2 separate regions of the Homo sapiens genome follow, and region 2 is linked to region 1. A link is an interaction called in ENCODE POLR2A ChIA-PET data of the cell type or tissue named here. Cell type or tissue: Caco-2. All regions are shown on one strand. Each heading gives the region's core, and the rest is flanking DNA. Links, peaks and the distances in the headings are about the cores only. Region 1 overlaps STOX2 (storkhead box 2). Region 2 holds the start of LOC124900826 (a long non-coding RNA gene).

What was found. ChIA-PET counts read pairs that join two places held together with the same protein. Peaks named below come from ENCODE experiments on the same cell type or tissue, not always from the same donor. Only the 100,000 strongest peaks of a DNase experiment are listed, where the experiment ranks them.
Region 2: POLR2A ChIA-PET joins it to region 1 with 7 read pairs; 4 of 35 experiments call an interaction of 5 or more read pairs at or near these places.

The regions. Positions count from the first base shown.
Region 1 is chr4:183,957,282-183,962,281 of GRCh38, reverse strand. The region is part of intron 1 of STOX2 (storkhead box 2); the gene reads right to left. Among named protein-coding and RNA genes, the nearest start is that of STOX2, 54 kb to the right of the region's middle. In Caco-2, for the core only: no CTCF peak of the experiment used is centred there; a DNase peak (open chromatin) is centred at 2,071; H3K27me3 peaks cover 135 bases.
Region 2 is chr4:184,074,799-184,091,175 of GRCh38, reverse strand. It overlaps LOC124900826 (a long non-coding RNA gene), which reads right to left and starts at 11,767. Exons shown (of 2, transcript XR_007058415.1): 1 at 9,741-11,767. It overlaps ENPP6 (ectonucleotide pyrophosphatase/phosphodiesterase 6), which reads left to right. Exons shown (of 8, transcript NM_153343.4): 8 at 1-2,470. In Caco-2, for the core only: no CTCF peak of the experiment used is centred there; no DNase peak of the experiment used is centred there.

The DNA.
Region 1 (5,000 bases), core at 1-5,000:
CGATTAAGAAATGTGATTTCTACATTTTAAAGTAAGGGAATCTTTACAGCCTGCGAGTCAACAAAGATAACAAATCCTGCTTATAACAATGGAACTGCACTACAGAGGATCCAATCTTATGCAAACTGAGTCATTAATGAACCTAAAAATTGTTTAATTAGAAAAGCATGTTTGAAATTTGAAACTACACAATTAACCCATCTGCCAGAGAAATGAAGGTAACAGAACAATCAAATGTTTATAGAGAAAAAGTGCCTGTCTCATCAACAGGTGGATTTCTCTTCATGGGGTCACCGCACCCTGCTTTGTTTTAGACAAAGGACTCCAGCCCACTTCAAAGGCCTCTCCAACTGTGGTCTCAGCACAAGCTGTCTGGCTTTGGCATTTGTGCCAGGAGATAGAATCAACATCTTGGTAAAAGTCACAACCCAAGATCCTTTTTGTGCTACAAATATTTTGAACCAATTATTTAAAAACCTAGCTATGCTATCACATTTATGTATCTTTGGTAAAGTCTTTCTTTACAAAGCCATATAAACGGAAACCATATAGAGGGGTAGAAATAAGCCAAGAATACTACCTACTGGGTACAGTGTACACTATCTGGGTGATGGGCACACTAAAAGCCCAGACGTCACCACTGTGGAAGATACGCATGTAACACAATAAGATTTAGGGGTACTGCACTTGTACCGCTGAATCTAAAACATTAAAAAATGAATATATAAAAGAATAAAGCAAGGGTGAAGCGCTGCAAAGCTGGCTACAGATTCTTGCTAGCTGGCCTTGTATTTGGTGAACGGAGGTAGCTGGGCTGACGATCATCCAGCTTCCTCACATGCCGGTGGCCTGACCTCACATAAAGCAAGGTGGCTGGCAGAGTCCACCGTTCTATGCAGCAGCAGCAGCAGCAGCAGCAGCAGCAACCATCACTTGTCGTTCGATGTGTTTTTATTCTTTGTTTATGCTTTTAAAGGCTTATAAATTTTTATGAACTGTTTGAGGGGTAAATACATTGGGGTGGCAATATGACAGCTCGGTGAGCTCTGTCCAAAAGCTTGCTCACATGCTTCCCATTTGTGACACGATGAACCAGATAGCCCAACTCAACTATGGTATGTGTCCCCCCTAGCGACACATACCTTAGTTGGAGACACTGCCTTAACCTTTCCAGGGCATTGGGTTACTATTTATGAATGTGATAAAACATTCTCTAACCAACCGACAAAACCCTGGAGAGCATCCAAGTCGCTGTGTCACAGAGAACCAGGGGTAGGGCTGAGGGGTGTAGCTCATGTGTCTCTGTCACATCAGCACCTTGATGTATTTGTTTCACAAACCACCATAAACATTTCCAGATCTTTGCGTCTGTAAACACAGCTTCCCTTTACAGCTTTAAGTTGAAACTGTCAGAGCATTATTCAGCAGATAGTTTTGGAGCAATCAGATATTATGGTCAATTAATGAAAGACTATAATATCAATATTAGGATATAAACCAGCCAATTTCAAGGAATCTAAAAATGAACTAAACCTCCTGACCAAGCAAATCCGACACTCTTTACATCCCCCTTTATGGCCCTTACGACTCATTATAGATAAAAGGCTTTAAAAAGTAATCAATGCCAAAATATCCTCTAGAAATGAACAAGTTTGCTTACCCAATGTAAATGCACTTTAATGTATCATTTATCCACCAATAGATATTGTCACTGATGCCAGCAATCAAATGAAATGTTGACTCTGAGCAGAATGACTAATATGGAGGGTTATCTCTTTTTTTAGAATACGCTTGAGATTCTCTATGCAGCATACACACGTGTTAAGTTATCTATAATATACACATGCACATATAAAAGATTGAATAAAGGCAGCTGTAAAACTTCCTAACATGTTACAGTCGGTAATTAACGCAAATCGGAATGAAAACACTCTAGACTGCAGTCTTTTGGAGGCAGGAGCTCATGATCCCCAAAGATTCAGAAGCATTACCTCATTGCAGCCTTGAGACAAGCTGAGCATTCACTCTAGGTCTTACCCAGCATGCACCGGTTCACACAAAGACAACAGAGGCGTGACCAATCACATTGTGGCTAGCAGGCACTGTTTCAAAGCGCTCTCCCAATATTACCCATTGACATGCTTGCTGGCAGCCTGCTGAACTTGTCGTCATGACAACACATCCCAGCTGCTCACGGAGGCTTGTTATATTACTTTTCCTTTTCACCACTCACTTAGCTAATTAAAAATTTAGAACTATGTTTTGCATGTTGGATGCAAACTGAAACAATGCAGGTTCCTTTTTTCTTTTCTAGTCTCTATTTTTTTTTCCAATGGAGCTTTTAAAAATGCTGGGAAAAGCAAATTGAAGGACACTCCCATGAAGTCCCAATATAACCAATCAATAGAGAGACTGCATGTAGCTCCAGCCAGATGGAATTTGTCGCTAAACCTACTCCGCAGCAAAGCAAATCCAAATCATGAACATCACTGAAGATGTTCTTCCTGTTCTGAAATCTAGAAGCCAATTCAGCATAGATATTTATGTTGAAATATTCACATTATTCTTGGTCAAAATGTTCTTTCAATATTTTTATTTAACATGATTCTGATGTAAAACAGCTCTACCCATAATTCCACAATGCAAGCAGAGTAAATAAATAAATAAATAAAGCACAGCGAGAAGATCTTGTGAAAACTGCCAATATGGCAAGTATTAAAGGAGGTTCCTGGTAAAAAGCATGCCCGCAAACCTGACACATGTTTTAGATTTGATCACCAAAATGCACCACTGCGGGGGAAGGGGAGGAACGGCAGCCTTGCAGTGGAAAAACCATGGAAAGAAAATGCCAGCTTTTGTTTACCAAAGCATGAGAAATAAATTAAACCTCTCAAAGTGTTTCGAAGGCGATGGCTGCCTCACGAATATCACCTTTTTGAAAACCCCCCCTTCCGCCCTGAGTTAGACCTTCCTAACTGGCGTTGATACCAAAGGCATTCTTAGAATTCTAAGGTAAAAATTTGTCTTCAGATTTCAGATTTCCACATAACACATTTAACAGAGTAGAAAGAAAATGAAAATTCGAAGCTATGTTCATTGTAAATAAGCAGAGATAGGAGACATCAAAGTGGCTTAGAAAATCCAAGTGTTACAGCTGAGGGGAGAGGTCTGCACTAATTTCAATGAAATGAGAACACCGAGACATCAAAAACATGCTGAGAGAGCTGGCGTGCCTTCTGCCTCTTCCCAGGTTAGTCTCCTAATTTTTTTCAGTCTGAAATAATCCAGGACTGTCTGATTTGTAGCATTCAGTCCTCAAGCACAGTGCAAATGTATCCACAGAGAGCCTGGCCTATTCTCTCCAGAACTGCCCACATCCCTGAATTTTCAGGTCTACCGTCAATATCACTGAAAAGGAGTCCCACCCACTGAGAGAGTTAGGAAGAGAAACTTCAAGGAAGCCGTACAGAGTTCTAATTGCCAGTGAGGGATACTGGAGGAGTGCGGGCCCGGGACACCGAGGCAGACATCATGAGCAGAGCTACTTGGGGTGTTAAAGGTAAATACTGCTTATTCTCTGTCTTCTTACTTCAAGTAACCAACAGACGGAAGATCTAAGATGGGCTTTTCAGTTAAACATGGCAGACTGCAAACAGTGTCTCCCCAACTCTCACCAAAATGACAGTAGGTGGAATAGAAAAGGAGAAGAGAATGAGAGGGAAGATGAAAGCAGATAAGTCATGAAATAATTTTGGAAGTTGGAAAAGCAGATGGATGAGAAGTAGCTGAATTACAGGAGTGAAGAAAGTATAAATATATATACAAGAGGAAAAGCCAACCACAGAGGGTGGTATGGGTATAGTAATTCTAAAATTACTATTTTATATATATGGTATTTTATATATATGGTATATATGGTGTGACTGAGAAAATTAATCATGAGAGGAGACAAAGAGCCCAGTGATATCTCTATGAACTCCTGATTTTATATGTATATTTCTCCTAGCTCCGTCCACTGAAAAGCTCAGGAGGCAACGCCACCCCAGTACAAAGAGCTCCCATAGCATTCACGATCTTGGGTTGTAAATACCATTCTACCATTCCCCCTGAAAGAAACCAGGGTGCCTTATTCATGATCTTGGGTTCTAAATACTATTCTACCATCCCCCCTGAAAGAAACCAGGGTGCCTTATTCACGATCTTGGGTTGTAAATACCATTCTACCATCCCCCCTGAAAGAAACCAGGGTGCCTCATTCACGATCTTGGGTTCTAAATACCATTCTACCATCCCCCCTGAAAGAAACCAGGGTGCCTCATTCACGATAGTGGGTTCTAAATACCATTCTACCATCCCCCCTGAAAGAAACCAGGGTGCCTTATTCACTCTCTTGGGTTCTAAATACCATTTTATCATCCCCCCTGAAAGAAACCAGGGTGCCTTATTCACGATATTGGGTTCTAAATACCATTCTACCATCCGCCCTGAAGGAAACCACGGTGCCTTAGAGAAATAATTGATCATCACAAATAGGTCCAAGGCAGGAAAAACATAGGTGAACATGGAACATCATTTAGTGTCAGAAAAGGCTCAAAAACTGATGAGGACACCTCAAAAGACACGGGGACAAGATTGAAAGGATTTCTGTGGTCAAATCGGGAACCAGTTCAGCATAGAATACCATGCCTGCAAAAGACTATAACCCACTGAATAAAAAGAAATCCATGAGTCCATTATGGCACAAAAACAAACAAAAAATTATAGAGTGCTTAGAAAGGACAGTGCTTATTTTCGTTCAACAAATGAACATCAATTCATAACTTTAGAAGAAACTATCGAATTCGAATATCACATTTGTAACCACCATTGCAACAAGTGATTAAAGCAAGAATTACTGATGCATGATAAAACCACAGGGTCAAAGGCTGTTGGAAAACAAGCTATTCATACAGCCTCAAAATATCAACAGATTATTTTTAATTACAAAAAGAAAAAGACAA
Region 2 (16,377 bases), core at 5,208-10,207, 120 kb before region 1:
TGATCATATTGCTTGTCTCAGAAAAAAACACCATCAGCAAAGTGGGCCTCCAAAGCCAGATGATTTTCATTTTATGTGTGAATAATAGCTTCATTAACACAATCAAGACCATGCACATTGTAAATACATTATTCTTGGATAATTCTATACATAAAAGTTCCTACTTGTTAAAAAAGATACAAACCTTGTTTTTCCAGAAGGTAGGAAAATCCTAGCTTTCCATTTGTGCAGTTATATGTCATTTTCTCCTTTCTTTTCACGTTACTCAGGATGAACTCTCTGAGCAGGGACCTGCTCCTGCAGCAACCAAACTTGGAGTGGTTATTGCAGACAGACGTGGCTCTGGGCCCCTCTCTGTCCCACCTTGCACAAAGGACCCCCTCAGACCAGGCCCTTGTCTGTGCCCTGTCCACACCCAGGAGCCATCCTCAGTGTCTGTGGCCACAATCCTGTACTGTTCCTTCCATCCCTGATAAAAGGAGGTCTACATGAAAGCAAAAGCTACTGTCTATTTCTGACCCAGCTCATGGAATTTTTTCATCTTATACTGAGCTCCAGAAAGGACGTAACTTAGCATGGATCACCAATCAATCAAAAAATAAATAAATCACTAAGGATTGGAGAACTCATAGAACAAGGTGAAAGACATGAGTGCCCTCCCAAAGTCTGAGTGCACGAAAATTTCTCTCTTGCCTTGAGGAGCAGAAAAGCTTCTGATGGACATGGGCTTCTGTGAGACTTATCACACATAGTGTATCGTGGCATGAAGCCCGGCACATAGCAGGCCCTGCATATTGATGGACAAATGGATGGCCTGCCTGCCTTCCCTGTCCGTTCACCTGTGCAAAGGCTTCCTCAGACATGCCACTCTGTGGCTCCCAATATAGGGTGCAGACAAGAGCAATCCCTGACATGACATTATAGCCTGGGAAAGGGCTGGCTCACTGATGAGAATGTGGAGGCATCAGCAAGGATCTCGGTGGGTTGCTCAGAGAGGTGATGCACTAAGCCTTAATCCTGGACACCAGTACCCCTGCAGCATGGCTTGCTCAACAACAGTCTTTGAGTGGCATAGAATTCCAAAGAAAATGGTGCTGGGTGGAGAATGGAGAGAGCATGATGGAGCAGAGTCCCAGTCACTGACCAACTAACTGGTCGTTTGATTAGGAAACAGTTTGGCCAAAGTACCACCTTTGAGACCTAAGTTCTTTTGATACCTTTGAGAAGAGCCACTGAGCCTGAGTTGAAATATTTTTAGCTTAGTCATCTGTGTTTGCTATAGGAGAAATTGTAACACAAGAAATAACTCCTTTTTACATGATCATTTATATCTATATACATATATATACTTGCATACACTATCACTGCATTAAAAAATGAGTTTGGGCTGGGCATGGTGGCTCACACCTATAATCCCAACACTTTCGGAGGCCAAGGAGGGACAAACGAACCCTTGAGGCCAGGAGTTCCAGACTAACTTGGGCAACACAGGGCGACCCCCATCTCTACAAAACATAAAAGATTTTTAAAAAATTAGCCAGGCATGGTGGCACATGCCTGTGGTCTCAGCTACTTGGGAGGCTGAGGCAGGAGAATCATTTGAGCCCAGGAGGTCAAGGCTGCAGTGAGCTTTGATCACACCACTGCACTCCAGCCTGGGCAACAGAGCAAGACCCCATCCTCCACCCCCCCCAAAAAATAGAAAGAAAAAAAAAGTTTGCACTAATTGAGGTACATCTGCAAGTGAGACTTTTTGTCAGGAAAAGGCAATATATCAGGTCTCCTCAGGACGATGGAGGCCTTATATGGTGTGTTACCTTGAAAACTGAATATCAACGTTCACCTTGATTCAGGAAAGCTGGGTGCTGTCTCCATGCCATGAATCATGAGAGCAAAGGATCACTGCTTAAAAATACTGAATTTACCTTCACAAAAGATTTCTAAAGATTTATGTAATGTGTTTTAAAAGCGCCAGTAAACCATCGGATCAATTGGAAAGAAGGCAACTCTTCAGCCTTTGTTATCTAGCTGAAAACAAATGACAACTTTCAAAACATTGGCAGTAGTTGTTGAAAAAGACGTCTATTGTTCAAAGTTTCTTTCTCCTTAAAGGACGGTGTTCCAATGAATTCAGTAGAGCCCACTTTCCTCCACTGTGGAGGAAGAATCCCTAAGAGATACTCAAATGATTAAATTAAAATTGGATCATCAAACTCAAGAGAGGCATAAACTTAGACACAGTCTTGCATTTTTGTCTTTCCTGAACTCTTCTGCCATTTTCCTCCTTCACTCGTCCTGAAAATCTGCAAGTTACATAATAAAACTTTAGATATTTGTCTGACAAAGTGTAATTACTCAACTGAATAAATGACTGAGAACAAGTTACAAAAGGAATCATGAATCCTGGTAAACAATAAAGAAGATTCAGACACTGAGGGAAAAAAATAAAGCTTTTTACTTAAATAATGCATATATTTTTTATGGCTTAATTATTTGGTGAAAATTTGTTCCCTTTTATTTTTGTTTTAAAATTACATTGTTCTCCTTAGGAAAATTCCACTTTCTCTAAATGTATTTTTTTCCATAGGACTAAAATCTGCTAGGAATATGTATAGACACTTTGTCTCCTGGATTACTTTTCAACTTCACGGCTGATTCCAGGACAAAGATAATTGGGTTGGTCTACCGAGGACAAATGAAAGGAATGAGCCTCAGATTAAAGATGAGATGACTTTTTAATAATCGCCATTCTGACTGGCATGAGATGGTATCTCATTGCGGTTTTGATTTGCAGTTCTCTAATGAACAGTGATAATGAACTTTTTTTCATATGCTTCTTGGCTTCATAAGTGTCTTCTTTTGAGAAGTGTCTGTTCATATCCTTTGCCCAGTTTTTGATGGTGTTGTTTTTTCTTGTAAATTTGTTTACGTTCCTTGTAGATTCTGATATTAGACCTTTGTCAGATAGGTAGATTGTAGAAATTTTCTTCCATTCTGTAGGTTGCCTGTTCACTCTGATGATAATTTCTTTTGCTGTGCAGAAGCTCTTTAGTTTAATTAGATCTCATTTGTCAATTTTAGGTTTTGTTGCCATTGCTTTTGGTGTTTTAGTCATGAGGTTTTTGCCCATGCCTATGTCCTGAATGGTATTGCCTGGGTTTTCTTCTAGGGTTTTTATGGTTTTGGTTTTACCTTTAAGTCTTTAATCTATCTTGAGTTAATTTTTGCATAAGGTGTAAGGAAGGGATCCAGTTTCAGCTTTCTGCACATGGCTAGCCAGTTTTCTCAGCATAATTTATTAAGTAGGGAATCTTTCCCCATGGCATGTTTTTGTCAGCTCTGTTGAAGATCAGATGGTTGTAGATGTGCAGTGTTATTTCTGAGGTCTCTGTTCTGTTCCATTGGTCTATATATCTGTTTTGGTACCAGTACCATGCTGTTTTGGTTACTGTAGCCTTGTAATATAGTTTCAAGTCAGATAGCATGATACCTCCAGCTTTGTTCTTTTTGCTTACAATTGTCTTGGCTATACGGGCTCTTTTTGGACGATTATTAAAAAGTCAGGAAACAATAGATGCTGGCGAGGCTGTGGAGAAATAAAATGCTTTTACACTGATGGTGGGACTGTAAATTAGTTCAACCATTGTGGAAGACAATGTGGCAATTCCTCAAGGATCTAGAACCAGAAATACCATTTGGCCCAGCAATCCCATTACCGGGTATATACCCAAAAGATTATAAATCATTCTACTATAAAGACACATACACACATAGGTTTATTGCAGCACTATTTACAATGTCAAAGACTTAGAACCAACCCACATGTCCATCAATGACAGATTGGATAAAGAAGATGTGGCACATATATACCATGTGATACTATGCAGCCATAAAAAAGAATGAGATCATGTCCTTTGCAGGGACACGGATGAAGCTAGAAGCCATCGTTCTCAGAAAATTAACACAGGAACAGAAAACCAAATACTGCATGTTTTCACTCATAAGTGGGAGTTGAACAATGAGAACACATGGACACAGGGAGGAGAACGGCACACACCGAGCCTTGTTGGGGTAAGTGGTAGGAGGCAGGGGGAGGGAGAGCCTTAGGACAAATACCTAATGCACGCAGGGCTTAAAACCTAGATGATGGATTGATAGGTGCAGCAAACTACCATGGCACATGTAACAAACCTGCACGTTCTGCACATGTATCCCCGAACTTAAAGTAAACAAACAAAAAAAAAAGACAAAATAATAATAATAATAAAGATGAGATGAGTGACCACTCTTCCTGTCCATATGCCTAATCTCTGGAATCCAATTCAATTAAGTTGTGAGGATCTAAGCATCAACTAGATCTGGCCCAGGGGATTCCTTTTAGCCTCCAACAGTCCTCACTTATAAGGTCCTAGTTTCCTTTACTTTTAAAGGGACCTTGGGAGTCCACCTCAGAGCCGAGTTCATCATAGACAGTAGTTTGCAAACTTCCTGGGCTTTTAAGCCTCATCTGACCCACCTCCAGAGATGCAGGTTCAGAGGGTCTGGGGTGGTCCTGAGATAGCACCTTGAAGTCACCTGGACCCAAGGCTTGGGTTTGCTCTGATAAGAGGTGGGTTCTGACTTGATCCTGTAGACCCAATTCTCCTGAAAGCTATTTCATCATCAGCCCATATCTCTAGGGGCCTCGGCTGGGTCAAGTGTTCAGTCCTTCTAAACCAAAGTAGATCTGCAGCCCCAGTGGTGGAGGGAGGACCCACAATAGGCAGACTCAGTTTCTCCACATCCCACTCCCTGTGGCTCTGAGATCCCCAACGGTGCTACAAGACACACTCAGGCATTATTCAAGACTCACAGCTATTTTATGAATTTTCCAAGAAAGTGCTTTGCACTTCTGTAAATAGCAAGAGATTTCCAAGTGTGATTGTGGGTTTTATCTTTGTAAGCAATTTGTGATAGACCAAAGTCAGCTACTGTAAATGACTTGCTAGAAAAAAGGAAGGAGGTAGCCTCAACAGACTTGTTATAAAACATTTAAAACTTGGTCTCAGGTGCGTGCTATGGAAAATATACTCGTATGTTGCTGTGAAATCATAAAGTAGCACCTAGTACAGTGCCTCAAATGTTTAATACACGTCCCGTAAATATGTGTTGAATAAAAAATGAATCAATGTCATTAAGGGGACTTGCTCAAACCTCAGATATCCTCTCTGCCTGCAGTTTCTCAAATTAAATGAACTTTTCACTTTTGCCTTGCTCTCTTTTCTTATTACCCAACTAACAATATAATTACGCTTTATTTCATGGATCTAAACATATTCTATCTCAGGCTTATAAATTAAGCATGGGGGAGGAAGGAAGGAAGGAAGGAAAGAAGGAAGGAACTGGGGGCGGGGAGGAGGGAATTACATTTTAAATATACTATGCATATTAACTTTTTAAAAATATAGCGCTTTATTGAGATTGAATTCACACACCATACAATTCATCCATTTGAAGTGTACAATTCAACAGCTTTTAGTGTATTCACTGAGTTGTGCAACTATCACAAACTTTAGAACATTTTTATCACTCCAAAAAGAAACTCCAAACCCATTAGTACACTAGCAGTTACCCCCATTTCCTCCCACTACCACCCCAGGCAACCACGAAACTGCTTTCTGGCTCTACAGATTTGCCTGTTCTGGACACTTCATAGAATAACACAATATGTTGTCCTTTGCAGATGGCTTCTTACACTTAGCATAATGGTTTCAAGGTTATAGCATGAATCAGTACTTCATTCCTTTCATTTACAAAGAATTATTCCATTGTATGGATATACTTCATTTTATTTGTTCGTTCACCTATGGACAGACATTAGTTTTTCTCACTTTTTTGATTTTCATCATGTGTTTCATTCATGAACACATTTTTGTGGACCCGTTTTCATTTCTCTTGGGTCTGTCACTAGGAGTGGAACTTCTGGGTCAGATGGTAACTTTATGCTAAACTTTTGAGGAACTATCAGACTATTTTCCAACTTGGCTGCCCCATTTTGCATTCCCACAAACAGTGTAGGAGAGTTCGAATTTCTCTACATCCTTGCCAACATTTGGTACTAGCTGTCCTTAATGACAACCATCCTAGTGAGTGTGAAGTGATATTTCACGGTGGGTTTGTTTGCAGTTTCCCAGTAATGAGTCAGGTTGAGCATCTTCTCATGTGCTTATTGGCATTTGTCTATCTTTGCTGGAGAAATTCTATTCAAATCCTTTCCCATGTTTTTTTGTTTGTTTTGTTTTCTATATAGGTAAACTCGTGTCAGGGGTGGTGGGTGGTGGTCTGAACAGCTTTTTTCATCACCCAGGTATTAAGCTCAGTGCCCATTAGTTGTTTTTCTTGATCCTCTCCCTCCTCTCACCCTCCATCCTCCAAACAGCCCCAGTGTTTTGTTTTTCCCCTCTTCATATCCATGTGTTCTCATCATTGAGCTCCCACTTGTAAATGAGAACATGCAGTATTTGGTTTTCTGTTCCTGTGTTAGTTTGCTAAGAATAATAACCTCCAGCTTCTTCCATGTTCCCGCAAAAGGCATGATCTCATTCTTTTTTATGGCTGCATAGTATTCCATGGTGTGTATGTACCAGATTTTCTTTATTCAATCTCTCATTGATGGGCATTTAGGTTGATTCCACATCTTTGCTATTGTGAATAGTGGTGCGATGAACATTCACATGCATGTGTCTTTATGGTGGAACAATTTATTTTACTCTGGTTATATACCCAGTAATGGGATTGCTGGGTCCAATGGTCGGTCTGCTTTTAGCTCTTTGAACTTTCTCATTTTTTAATTGGATTATTTGTCTTTTGAGTTGTAAGCATTCTTTATACATTCTGCATACCAGTCCTTTATTAGATATATGGTTTGCAAATATTTTTCTCCTTCTGTGAGCTTTCTTTTCACTTTCTTGATGGCGTCCTTTGAAGCAGAAAATGTTTAAACTTTTGATGATGTCTAACATCGGTTTTCTCTTTTGTCAGTTCTGCTTTTTGTGTCATATCTAAAAAGGCTTTGCCTAAGCCCAGATTATCATGAAGATTTACTCCCTTAATTTCTCCTAAGAGTGATAAAGTTTTAACTCTTATGTTTAGGTCTGTGATCCACTTTGAGTTAATTTTTGTGTTAGGTGTGTGGAAAGAGCATGACTTCATTCTTCTCCATGTAGATATCCAGCTGTCCCCGCAATACTTGCTGCAAAGCATGTCTGCTTTTTAGAGAAATGTTTAAATTATTCTGTTGACCAAAACTTATTTAAAAACAAAAATCCAAATCACTTCAGAAATTTAAATTTTGTATTTCTGGTTACACAATACTCGGTATGGAACACTAAAATGAGTATCCCATAAATTCAAGGAGAAATATCTTCTATAGAAGGTGAGCCCTAATGTTCTTGAAAACAGCTCCATCACCTGGAAGCACTGCAGAGGACCCTACCTTAGGATTCTGCACCATCTTCCAGCTGAGCCTGTGTTGAGGCCCCATTTCCACCACCATCCCTGGGACAGCCCGAGTCCAGTCTCTATCCAGCTTCACCACCCAAGTTCACCCAGGCTGTCCCAGAGCACTCTTATGGCCTCACCCTAGAAGCCAGTAACAGCCCCACAAGCCCCTTCTCCCCAGTACCCCAACTAGAAGTTCCACCTTATCATTCCACTTATCATTATGCAGTGACCTCCTATCAGGCTTCCTTGAGATCTTAAGGTTTCAGGTCATTCTCCTCTCTTCCACCCAAGGGGTTTTCTAACATGCAAGTCAGGCCAGGCCATTCCTTGGCTCTAAACTCTTCAGTGAGCGTCCATGGTCTCGACTTAACACTTTCAGCAGGGTTAACCAGGCCTGGCATGTGTAGGTCTGTCAGCCTGTTCAATGAGCGAATGATGATTTATTTTACTTGCATTTTATTGCATTCCTCACCCCCTGCCCTATTGTTATCCACCCCTCTACCCCACTCCACTTCCACTTTTTTTTTTTTTTTGAGATGGAGTCTCGCTCTGTTACCCAGGCTGGAGTGCAGTGGCACCATCTCGGTTCACTGCAACCTCCGCCTCCTGGGTTCAAGCAATTCTCCTGCCTCAGCCTCCTGAGTAGCTGGAATTACAGGCGCACACCCCCCACCCAGATAATTTTTGTCTTTTTAGTTGGCCAGGCTGGTCTCGAACTCCTCCTGACCTCAGGTGATCTGCCTACCTCGGCCTCCCGAAATTCTGGGGTTACAGGCGTGAGCCACCACACCTGGCCCACTTCCACTATTTAAAGTCTCTGCTTCAACATTTTAATCTAAACTCTGACCTTCTTATTTAACCCCATTTTCCCTCAATTACTTCACTTTTGTTTCCCTTTAGCACTGGGTAATGCTGTGGTTCACAATTATCTTTATTTCTATTTCCTTGCATTCATACACATTTTACTTTGCATGAAGTTTATTGCATGCTAAATATGCAAATAATTCTGTTTTTCTTCTCTGTCTCATAGTTTCCTTGAAAACAGTAAGCTAGCTTGTTTTCTCTCTTTTTAGGATGTCGGGGTCTGAGGGACCCTAATAATTGCCACCCCTGCATCCTAACTAATTTGAAAACTCATGGAGGTAGACACAGGGTATGGCAGATGGAGAGTAAAATATCCTCTTTCTTAAAACAAAGCTGATGGATACTGGAGAATATGGTTTGTAATACCTCACCTCTGAATTACACACGGTTGCCCACCAAGGCCTTGCACCTGTGAGACTCAGAGAACAGAGGAGCAGGAGACACTGTGAGCTCTGTGTGCACAGCTGGCCCTTCAGAGAGAAGCAGGAAAGGGGCTCCTTCTGAAGCTCCCCAATAAGGTAAATCACTTCTCCTCTACTGGGGAGACGAGGGTGTGAAGAGTGGAGAAAGGCCAGAGGTGGGAAACGTAGCAAACGTCCCTGAAAATAAAGTGGTGCTTGAAGTGGAGGCCCCGCCCCCTGCCTGCTTCCCACGGAGCTTCATTGGCCCTGGGAATACGACCTCCATGCACATTCCTGGCTCAGAGGACTAGAAGGTGCAAGGCCCAGAAGCAGCTTCCATCACTGTGAGACCTACTGTTGAAGGATCCAGCAAAGGCAAGATCTGAACAAGGCTCAACAGCAATGGGAAGCTGGTGGGTGTGGAAACTGTTAACAGTTGTTTATGGATGAACCACAGGCTCACCCTGGAGAACTGCAGTGTGGCCACAGTGCCTTCATGGTGACACATCCCAGGCTCTGCAAAGACAAGGGTTACGCTTGGGCGTGTGGGCTAGTTGAGGGTCTGAATTTGATTGATCAAATTCAGCGCTCTATTTCTGCATGGGATGAGCAGCTCTGCTTCTCACACCAAAATAATTCAAGGCTAGTAGAGTAAAACATCTTGTAGAGGGCTTTCAGACAACATCACGTATATCTGCATTCTTCTGCAGCCTTTCAGTGAAAAGTTTACGTTGGCCACTTGCAGTAGTTTGCCCTGAATCCTGAACTTAAATGCACCGGACACAGATTTCTGTAGTTCATTTTCAAGTCTTAGAATTAAGGATTTAACAAATGGTATACAAATATATGTAACTCTCACACACTAATATAAAATAATATGAAACTACTTTTGATTGCTTGGGGAAAAAAATCCAGTCATTTTTTTCATAGTTGCCTGATATGTATTAATAGAACCCGGCCCAGGAATGATTAAAGGCAGAAGTCTGTTCATACCTTAAGTAGGAAACACCAGCCTCTGGTTCACCAGGTGACAGCCAGGATGACAGCTGCTCATTTTGTTGAATACTGAACTCTACCTGCAGGTTATGATGTCTCATAGTCCTCATACGAGGGGTGGGGGTTGGCAGTTGAGAAACTGGATAGGACTCTTTACTGTAACCACGCATTAACGATGGTGCTTGTAATTTGTGTGGGAACCATGATCTTCAAGATCCTTCCTTCATTCTCATATATATGCTGCGTGTCACCAAGTAAAAAAACTATGGAGAGAGGTAGCATCTCCCCCAGTTATTTGGGGGGTTATACAAAACAACCACATTTATGTCCATGTTTCACGTTGCATCTCAGCCTTCGTCCCTCATGGCTGGTGAGTACTCCAAGAGTCCCGGGCCAGAATGCAGCTTCTTTGCCTGCTGTCACTGTCTGGGTCCCTGTGGCCTTGGTCTGGCAGGAGGAGCTGTCCAGAGGTCCATTCATAGGTGTCAGCCGTCCCACCTCCGCCAAACAGAGGCCATTTGTTACACATTCTCCATATTGACAAAGGGAGACGAGTTGTTGAGAGTCCAAGGATTGAAATCAGAAGCAGGAGGCAGGCAGGGAGGCACACGGAGTGTCAGGCCAGAAGGCCCAAGGGGAAGAAGGGTGTGATGGCAGCCTGAGGCCATGCCACCTTTCGAGGAAAGCCACGAAGAGGAAGAAGGCACAAACACACAGCTGTCCTGGGGTGGTTCCCTGAGTGCGGAATGCCTGCTCCAGTGTGTTTCTTTCCTGTACCACCCAGGGTGCTCACTGGACCAGGAGAAGTTCCATCACATTGGTGGTTCCAGGGGCCACCAGGACAGCTCAGGAGGACTCCTGGCCTGATCCACTGTCAGGGCCCCCAGCACTACTGCAATCCATCCCGCAACTCCCCTTCATCTCCCCTCCCACAGACCACCCATCCTTGCTTCTGTATTTGTCATCCTGCTGTGCTCAGATTCGGGGCACTCCAAGCTGAGCTCCACAGTTTTGCCATAAGCCCTTGTCCATAGGCATGATCCTATAAGATGACATTTTCCCAGTCATGCATCTTAGTTTACATCTTGGCAAAAAGAAAAATGATGACTTTCCTTTCTCTTAAAACTATGTTTTAATCATGTAATTGCCAGAAGAGTCCATGATGCCCTTGGCAAGTTTAAAACACAAACAATTGTATTTGATCAGAGCTGTCTGGCTTACTCATCTCTCCACATCCAGATCCTGAAGCAGCATCAGCACACAGCAGGCCCTCAAACACTGAAAGAATGCATGAATCTAGCCCTTAGAAAACGGTGTGCTGACTGTGTAATATAATTATTTGAAGTTCTGGAGCTGCTTCCGGAATAACCTGCCCCATGTGGAAGGAGTCCCTCCAAAGAAGCTTCAGACCTGTAGATACAGAAGAAGAGCACACACAGCACGCTTTGTTAGTTAAGCTGCGGCCCTCCCAAAAGATATGTTCCCATCCTTACCCCTGGTAAGGTACTTGTGAATGTGAGTTTATTTGGAAATAGGGTTTGTGCAGATATAATCCAATTAAGATGAGGTCACAGTGGATTAGGGTGGAACCTCATCCAATGACTGGTGTCCTTAAAGGAGAGGGAAATGTGGACTCAGTGACACAGAGAAGAAGGCAGGGAAGTGACAGACACAGACTGGAGCAGTGCAGCTGCCAGCAGAGGAATACCAAGGCTTGCCAGCAACCACCAGACGCTGGGGAGGTGCAAGGAGGGAGTCTCCACTCGAGCCTTCGGATGACTCGTGACCCTGTGACACTTTGATTTCTGTGGCTTAAAGCTGCCCAGCTTGTGGTCGTTTGTTATCACGGCCGCAGGAGGCTAACACACCCTTCCAATTATTCAGGAGTCAATCCAGCTCATCAAAGATTTTTTTGAGTCAGGGTCTCACTCTGTCGCCTTGTCCCTTCCTAGCTTCTAGTGGTTGCTGGCAAGCCACGGCTGCCATAACAAACTACCACAAACTACCACTTGCCCAGAGGCTGGAGTGCAGGAGTGTGATCACAGCTCACTGCAGCCTCCGACTCCTGGATTCAGGCCATCCTCCCACTTCAACCTCCTGAGTAGCTGGAACTACAGGCACACTACCACACCCGTCTAATTTTTAAATTTCCTGTAAAGATGGGGTCTCACTATGTTTCCCAGGCTGATGTTGAATTTCTGGCCTCAGGGGATCCTTCCACCTCAGCCTCCTTAAGTGCTGGGATTACAGGCGTGAGCCCACTGCGCCTGGCCTCATCAAAAATCTATGGAATTCCTCCTTCACATCAGTTACTGTACTGTATTCTGGGGATACACAGAAGAGAAAAATATGGTTACTGTCCTCAAAGAACTTACACTATCATTGCATTCTTCCATTTTTGTTTTGATTTTTGTCTTTTTTTGAGATGGAGTTTTGCTCTTGTTCCCCAGGCTGTAGTGCTATGGTACAGTCTCGGCTCACTGCAACCTCCGCCTGTGGGTTCAAGCGATTCTCTTATGGCAGCCTCCCAAGTAGCTGAGATTACAGGTGCCTGCCACCACGGCTGGCTAATTTTTGTAATTTTAGTAGAGACGGGGTTTCACCATGTTGGCTAGGCTGGTCTTGAACTCCTGACATCAGGCGATCCACCCGTCTCGGCCTCACAAAGGGCTGGGATTACAGATGTGAATCACCGCGCCAGGCCACATTCTTGCATTTCTGAGCAAATTGAATTTTCATGTCTATGGGACAAAATGTTCCTGTTGCAACAGGCAATGAATAGAGAGCATTTCAGGGAAAACAGGAGTAATGCAATGAAAGAAGGAACCTGCTTTCACGCAGAGGGGCTGGTAACAGGAAGCTCAGTGACCCGTGTTCCTGCTGGTCTCCTCACCTGCTGCCTCCTTCAGGACCTCACTCTTGGCCATTGGACGTACCGCTGCAGTCGGCTCTTTGCCTTGCCTGTAGAATTGTCTCTCAGCAACGGCAGGTTGCTGACCTGCTTCAAAGCCACCTTTATCTCTCTCATTCCTATAAACTGAAATTCCAAATTCTGCCTCCAACTCATTTCTGGGGCTTGGCTTCCCCTATATCTCTCCATGCTCCCTGACAAGTTTCACAGATGAGCCCCTGGCTGTGCCATTCTCAACTCTCTTGCGCTGGCCTTGTGTCCAGATGTCCTGCCCACTCTGTCTAGCAAACGTTTATCCTTCGGATCTTAGATGTTCTGTAATGCTGGTGCGCTTTCAGGTTCTTGCTATTGTCTTGCTTATCACAAAACAACTCACACTATATTGTAACCGTTTGTTTTCAAGTTTATTCTGTAAACAAAACAAACACTGAGATAGTATCTTTTCATTTGGGGGGGTCTCCTTCAACACCCAACAAAGGCTGCCACAAAATAGTTGATACTTGTCTGTTGAATAAATGAATGAATGATTGAATAAGTAAATAAAGCAAAACAGGTTAGGATGCTCTGGTCAGAAGATCACCTAAATTTGGACAGTGCTCCTCAGAGCAGGGATGGGTTGGAGAAGTTGGATGCAGAAAATGTTTTGCAGAGAGTAGCAGAACTGGAGAAGTGACAGGCTGCATGACATGAAATCCAGAGGGCAGGGGTTTCTTTCTGACGTTCCAGCAGCCTCCCTCTTCAGGCATATACTAAAGGGAGTGGAGCCACGGGCAGAGAGAAGAAAAGATGAATGAGCTCTGTCTTTACCATACTTAGTTCAACTTTTCAACTAAACTCTGGTACACACTTGTACTGTCATTTTTCCTACACCTTAGAAGAGACAACAGAAAGGAGCTGAGTCCTGAACACCCAAGACTTAGCATATGGAGGAGGAAGAATCCCACTCAGCATCTCCTTCCTTCTCACATCTTCAGAGTCAGATTTGCCTTTTATTACCTTTCAGCAGCATCGGGAAGTGGAAATAACCTTGTTTCCACCTCTCCTCTCTCCCCTGACGTTCTGCTGGTTAGAACGTCTGGCCCCAGGGTGATGTCAGCAGACGCGCAGGGAGCTGAGCCTCCACCCTGTCTTTGAAGGAGGGGGTGCTCCAAGCACCTCCTGCACTCCCACAGATGTGGAAGAGTGGCAGACAGGGCAGGGGCGCAGGTCCAGAGAAAAGGAGACGAGGAGGTCTCTTCCTTATGATGACGAGGTGGTACCCTGCATCACGAGGGTGATGTAGGGTCTCTCCTGCATCGTAAGAAAGCCTTGAACAAGCGCCCTCGCCCTCTTCTGCCATATGAGGACACAAAGAAGTCTCCATCTATGAGGAACAGGCTCTCTGCAGACACTGACTCTGCTGATGCCTCTGTCTTGGACTTCCCAGCCTCCGGAATTGTGAGCAATACATTTCTCTTATTTATCAATTACCCAGTCTAAGGTATTTTGTTATAGCAGCATAAATGGACTGATACAAATAAGTCCAAACAGGAGGCTTGCTTTGCGAACAGCTTCAGACATACCCTCGGCATATCCCCCACCAAGCTGTCCCCCAGTGGTCCCACATGCTATTTTCAGATGACCCCAAAGCTCCCATCAGATGGCCTCTATACACTCCTAAGGAGGATTGCTGTCTCTCTATGGGTATTGTATGATAGTCATAATGAATTAAAATTTTTGAACTAGAGTCACTAGTTCTCAAACTTGGCTGTCCAAAATTACTGGAGGACATTACCTGTAAGTACTGAGGTCCAGGCTCCACCCTGCAGATTCCGATTCAGAAGGCCTAGAGGGGGCCAAGTGCTGATATTTAACAAAAATTCCCACGTGATTATAATGTTCAACCAGGAATGAAAAACAGGAAAAAATTTAATAAAAGAAGAAAAATATTAGTAGATATTAGGCCCTTTTAAGAATCCAAAGGGAGCATTTACACTTTACATAATTTTAATATTAGAATTTGTGCAGATTGGGAAATTAATTGTGTTCTGCTATGTTGCATAAACACATCTAATGCAGCATGCTACAAGTTCTTTAGTACTTTTAATACCAATGTAACCAAAAAAGGGCTAGAAAATGGCTTCGGCTTTGAAACAAACCACACTGAAGATGAAAACACTCCTTAGAGTGAATCACAACTCACTTGGAGCCATGCTGTGGACCGTTTGCAATAGTCCTGATCAGAAGTATCTACTGGCAAAACAAGAAACAGCTCATTGGCGTAGCCAGAACACAATATTTGGGGGAGTGTAGTTAGAGAGGCAGCAGGTCTTCTTCTGAGCCACAAGATATAAAATTCTGTGGCTGATGAGATTTTATTTGTCTTTGGGGAAAACTGTCTCACCTATTTTATTCATCAGCTTGAGCTAAGAAAATTCAATCTAGCAAACAAATTAACACAGATCATAGTAAGTCCAGCAGGGACCAGACAACTTAATGTTGAGAGAGCTATTTAGAGTCAATAAAATGTCCTAAGCAAATACTTAATGAAGGGCTTTTAGGTCATGCAGGGTCAGACCCCTTACTTTGTAGGGAAAGGCCATGCTGAAAGCAGCTCTCAGGGCCGGCTCAGCACCAATAACACATAACAGAGCTGCCACTGCTGGGATTCTCAAAGACTGGGAAGGGCCAGCAGAGCCACAGGACAGCCAGTGTGAGGGTTGATGAGGCTCTTCTCTGAATCACTTCTAGAGGTTCTGGAGCTCATTCACATAGGCATGCCCATGATGGCGGACAGAAGTATTGTCTATTTTCTCCCCTGCAAATGCAGAATGTCCTTATCCCAGCAAAAGGCAGCTATCCAAGTCAAGTGTGGTAATAAAATGTTTTTCATCAAAACTTTGGATGCCAGTATGGGTGGTGGGAGAGAGAAGATGAACTTTTAAATCTTGAGAAATAATGACAGCAACCACAAAAAGAAGTATAAAAATTCTGAACTTCTGTGTGTCAAAAATTAAGCAAATTTAAGTTGAATTGATTCTTAAACAAGAAAAGAGCAAAGTGGAAAAATTTATAGTAAATATAATAAGTGGTCAATTTCCTTAATCTTTCCATTTCTTTCTTCCTCTTTTTTTTTTTTTTTTTTTTTTTTTTTTTTTTTTTTTTTTTTTGAGACAGGGTCTTGCTCTGTCATTCAGGCTGGAGTGCAATGGTGCAATCACAGCTCATTGGAACTTCAAGCTCCTGGGTAGCCGGGACTACAGACTCACGCCACCACACCCAGCTAATTTTTGTATTTTTTGTAGAGACAGGGTTTCGCCACACTGCCCAGGATGGTCTCCAGCTCCTGGGCATGAGCAATCTGCCTGCCTCAACCTCCCAAAGTGCTGGGACTACAGGCATGAGTCACCATGCTCAACCTCCTTAATCTTTAAAAAACTCTTATGAATCAAAAAGAAAATGATTAATATCTCAGTAAATAAATGAGTAAAGAACATAGATTACTATATACAAATAGTTTATATACATTTTTAAAATCACATAACTTCAAGTGTAATCAAAATTGTAAATAAATAAGATGCTAATTTTGTCCATGAAATTGGCAAAGGTTCTTTTCAAATTGCAGCAGGGAGCTGTCAGGCGTGTTGCCCTGATGGAATTCCATCCACATGGAATGACACATCAGAGGTGATACATGATCTCAACAATGTTAAATTAATGTATCCTTTCTGAGAACAATTTGGC